2 separate regions of the Mus musculus genome follow, and region 1 is linked to region 2. Evidence: chromatin loops called from intact Hi-C (ENCODE). Cell type or tissue: heart. All regions are shown on one strand.

Region 1 (2,500 bases), 340 kb before region 2:
CCACATCTTCGTACGCACGCTGTGCTTCCTTCTGCCAAAGGCTTGTGCAGATAGTGGATGAAGCCACTGAGCAGCCTCAGTTTTCCTCATTTGTAAGACAGACAAAATGAACCCATTGAGAGTTGAGACTGACAGGATGGGGACACTGTGACAAACAGCACACACTGCTGCCATCTTCCCTGTGCCTGCAGCAGATGAGAAACTGAGGCAGGTAGGTAGGGGTCCAAGAAATGGCCCAGGTGCATTGGCCAAATGTGCTGGAAGCAGGATTGTCACCCAGAACTGTTTGCCTGCAGTGGGACCATGGGTTGCCTTGTCCCAGGTTTACTGTGCTGTGTCAGGAGGCCCCACACCCCCTGATGTCTGTCCTCTTCTGCCCTGTCACCGTCACTTCGGTAACTACAGGATTCTTAGCCATCACCTTATTAATGTCTTCCCTTGGAACTGAAGCTCCTTAAAGGTGCAGCCCTAGTATGTCTTTTTTATTGTCTTTGCCATTGTGTCTTGCATTTTAAGACAACGTCTCATGATGTAGCACAGAGTGATCTTGAACTAATGACTAACCTGCCTCCCAAGTACCAGGATGACAGTCATATGCCACTCAGCCTGGCTTCCTATGTTGTCTTGTTCATGGATACCCTAGTGTGTAGTACAAAGACTGAGAGAAACTTCCTGAAGAGCTCAAAGGGCCGGCAATGCTGGCATTGAAGAATAACCTGAGAGGCTGGGGGCAGGGCACTTGCCTCACGTATATGGGCCTGGATTTTACACTGGGCAGCGCAAACAACGGAGCGGAGGAGGAGTTCCAGCCCATCACTGTCTAATGAGGCCCGTTCCTTTCTCCCAGGAGACTCTGCCCTCTGGGAGGGAAGGCTTTAATTGTACAGAGCTCTGGGCCCCTCCCTCTTCTAAAAACCCTGCCCAAGTAGCATGGCCGTGCTGGTGTCTTGAGCAGGGGAATGAAGTAGGCTTTTGGCTTGGACACTGTGAGATTGTTTAAAAACTTCCCCAGTAATTGGCAACTGCCTAATCACTTGCTATAATTAGGAGAGCCTAGAGGCTTGGGGGCTCTGTTCTGCAGGGTTAGGAATGAGGAAGCTTAGAAGGAGGCGGCTTACAGCAGCTGACTCCAAGGAAGTGTGGAAATCCAAGTCCCCTGGGGATTATGCCCCTTCAAAGCGTGTTTGTATTTCCTGAAAAGTACCACTTTCATTTTTAATAGCAACTATTTTTTCTGGTAAATTTTTTTTTTATGTAAAACAAATGTACAATTCCCAGCTGTACAGCCAGTGAGGTTTCATGAGCTGAACACACAGCCTGTCCCAGCCACCGTCCCCTTCCGAGGGCAGTCATTGTCCTGCACTTGAACATGGGAGTCAGGGCTGGGACGGTAGCTCAGATGGGAAAGTGTTTGCCACACAAACGTGAGGGCCCAACATCAGCACCCACTTAAAAACCCAGCCGTGGCAGAGCAGACTTAGGATCTCAGGGCTCAGGAGGCAGAGATGGTCAGCCAGCCTAGCCTAAGCCAAAGCCCAAGGTCCTAGTGAGGGACCCTGTTTCAAAAACCAAGGTGGGCACTCCTAAGGAATGACACTGGAGGTTGACCTTTGAACCTTGGTGCCCCCCCCCCCCCGCCGAGAGAGAGAGAGAGAGAGAGAGAGAGAGAGAGAGAGAGAGAGAGAGAGTCTCACACTCAAAGGCACCTGTTGCCTGGCAAGCTCCCTAAGTGCTGGGAAGGTAGAGACCCTGTGGTCGCTCTGGCTTCTCTACAGGGGTGTCAACAAACTTCTGCCAGACGCAGTTGCAGGCCTAGTGCTGGAAGGTAAATTGATCTTGTAAGAGAAGCCGAGAACCTGCGTTTTTATGGCAAATCTTGGATTCTTGAATGTGGCCAATGAGGAAATGTTGGCGCATATGGTACTAACTTCATCCAAGCCAAACCAAACATGCTTCTGGCCGGATTTGAACCGCTAGCTGCCAGTGTAGGGGATCTGGAGGGCCCCAGGCCCATCAGAGAAACAGGTCTGAAGATAAACCTCACCGTTTAGATTAATTCACTAACACTGGGGGTCAGAGAGGGAGCGACAGCAGTTGCTAGGGCAGCAGGAGTGGAGGTCAATCGTAGGAAGGACACTCAGGATGAGGTGGCAAGGCCATTCCAGTGGGAACAGCTTGATGGATGTGCAGAGTCAGGGACCACAGAGGAGTTTGGTGTTGTCATGTGCTGTACCACAGAGCCGCAACCACAGTGAGATGTGAGCAGAGATGTGAGCAGAAGCCGGTGGTGTTCGCAGGGCAAGCCGAGGTGAGACGGGGCTGAACCTTCTGCAGCAGGTGCAGAGGTGGGCAGCTCAGGTGAGGGCTGGGGACAGGAGCCTATTGGCCGGCCTTGGCTGCGTCAGTAGGATGAAGTGAGTACCAAGGTCTTGGGTGCAAATTCCTAGTTCCTTAAACCATACCCAACCCTTGTCTGTTACCAAGGTCAATGTAGCTACGA
Region 2 (2,500 bases):
TGGCCCAAAGGTACCTGGGGCCCAAAAGGGAGACACATAATCATTATAAAATGTATAAATGCAGCAGCAAAGGGGACCAGAAGTGCCTCAGAGGATGTGGCCAGGCCTTGGGTCTTAGAGGATTTTCACAGCCCCACTCCTCTCACATACTCTCTAAGCCACCAGCTCCAGGCTCAAAATATAACACACAGTAAGGTGCCCTCTACCCAGGGGGATAAGTTCCTACCTACCGGTGGACGCCTGAAACCAGAGCAGTACCAGATCTAATTTTTACAGAACTTCAAGTATTCTGTCTCCTAGCCTCATTGGCGGAGTTACCACTCTATCACTTTGGGTAGCTTTTATTTTTATTAATAAGACAGCACATGGCACCCTTCTCTTCTTCCTCCCCCCCCCCTTTTTTTTTGCAGGGTGGGATCTTGCTCTAGCCCAGAATGACCTGGAACTTGCTCTGGGACTCAGACTGGCCCTGATCCTTTTACCTCTGCCTCTGACAGCTGGCATTCCAGGCCTGGGCCACCGTGCCCAGCTACGCTCCTTTCTTTATTCAAGCCAGTTTGGACTGTGTAACTATTAACTGGTAGAGTTCTAGAGATCTAGACAGTATGGCAGAAGAGCTAATGGTCTCCCAAAGTCTGCGCCATGGTGAAGGAAGGGTTCTGATGAGCATTCAGTAGAGGATTAAGCAACACTTTAATGAAGATTTTTGGTTTGGATTGCTTTGCTTTTGGTTTTTGATGATGCTAGTAACCAAGCGTAGGGCCTCACATACTAGGCAAGTACACTAGTACTAAGATGCACCCTGAAGCTTGTGATCAAATGCTCTCAATGTTCATATGCCCACAATAAGGATGACTACATGTGCCTTACAGTAAAACTCTACCTCACAACCCACCCAGGTCCAACATCTCTGTGTCGCTGGAGATTCTGTCATGTCCTAGTGTTGAGTGCTGACTCCTCCGTGCATATCAGCTGAATGTCAAAACTCTAAGCCTGTTTCAACCACATTTGCTAACCCATCTGATGGACACTTTCCCTCAAAACTCCTCTATACCCAATATGCCTGTGCTGCAAACAGAAGCAGAACAATGAAGACCTAAAGCAGCAGCTGAGACTGCCCCCTAGAGGTAGTATGAAACAAAACAACAAAATGCAAACGGATTTTCCTGCCCTGGGGCAGATGGATACAAAGACTCCCCAAGGCAACTAAATAAAGGGAGACCTTGGGGTAGTGTTTGATATCTCAGGCTACCATTCCCTCCTGGCTATGCACCACAACTACCTGATAACCAGATCTGGAGATTTCATATGTGGCTTCAGGGTTTATAGTCCCCATGCAGACCTGGAATCCAGGCTGGAATCCCCTGGACTCGATGCCTCAGGATACTGTATTTTTATGGGAAAAAAAAAAAAAAAAGAATTCCTCCCTGTAGCCACCTGAAGAATCCTTTTCAACCCACATCTGATAGAAAAAAATTACATTTATTTCTTTTTATTCTCAGAAAAATTCTCTTGTAAAATTATCCTATGGATTATAAATTACTTTCAAGTCTGGTGAAGACAGAGAATTTTAAAACCTTCAGTGAGTTTAATTTAAAAGGAAACTTCTATCAGAGCTGTAAGTGGAAAATATAAGCACCCCCCCCCCCCATAAACAGCAGGCAACCACAGGTGTAAATACAGACTTGCTTAAACAGGACTGTACCTGAGGACCCTCTAGGCAGGACTCCCTCCCTCCCACCTCACACACACATACCCATGCAGGGTGGGGTAACTCCCATTAACAAACCCATGCATCCTTCACTGTTCTTCAAGCACCTACGTTGGTCTGGTGTGCATCTAAGGTATTGGGACGGAACAACAGCAGTTGGAGCTCACAGTTCAGGGGAAGGAAGCAGTGAGCAGGTGCGCTGGCCAGCGGGGGTGCTGTTTCTGCCAGTGGTTCAAGAAGGCCTTCGTGGAAGCTGGAGAGGTGGCTCTGTGGCAGTATAGTCTCTTCCAGAGTACTTAAGATCAACTCTCAGCACCCATATTAGGCAGTTCACAACCACCGGCGAATCCAATGCCCTCTTCTGGTCTCTAAGGGCATTGCACTTGTGTGGATAACCCCTCACACAGACATATACTGTAAAATAATTAAAAAAAATATTTCTTGAAAATGAAGAGCTCTTTAAGTGAGATGACCTATAAACCATAGAGTTGACCTTGAAGGTATGTGGACCAGGTAGTGGGAGGCAGCAGGTGGCCAGATCAGACAAAGCCAGACTCAGGCCTCCAGGCAGCTCACAAGGAAGCCCATGGCTTAGGCTGAGGTGGCCAAGAAGCTGTTAGAGGGTTTGACAGACTTGACCTGCTGGTACCCAGTCCTGAGTTGATAAGGACCTGCAGTTGAGGTTAAAGCTCCCAGCAGTGCTTGCAGGGAGGGGACTCAGGCATGCACTGTACATAGACTTCGACTGCCAAGTAAGGATACTATGTTTGTATCCCTGCCCTTCATTAT

The links. A loop is a pair of places that touch in the nucleus more often than their neighbours do. Peaks named below come from ENCODE experiments on the same cell type or tissue, not always from the same donor. Only the 100,000 strongest peaks of a DNase experiment are listed, where the experiment ranks them.
Region 1: a loop joins it to region 2, with 9 times the contacts of the local background. A loop is called at or near these places in 22 of 42 quality-filtered maps.

The regions. Positions count from the first base shown.
Region 1 is chr7:126,085,024-126,087,523 of GRCm38, reverse strand. No RefSeq gene overlaps it. Among named protein-coding and RNA genes, the nearest start is that of Gsg1l, 3.9 kb to the right of the region's middle. In heart, no CTCF peak of the experiment used is centred here; no DNase peak of the experiment used is centred here; H3K27ac peaks cover 394 bases; H3K27me3 peaks cover 1,132 bases.
Region 2 is chr7:125,747,001-125,749,500 of GRCm38, reverse strand. All of the region lies in intron 2 of D430042O09Rik (RIKEN cDNA D430042O09 gene), which reads right to left. Among named protein-coding and RNA genes, the nearest start is that of D430042O09Rik, 40 kb to the right of the region's middle. In heart, CTCF peaks have their summits at 1,128 (motif pointing left) and 2,083 (motif pointing left); no DNase peak of the experiment used is centred here; H3K27ac peaks cover 383 bases.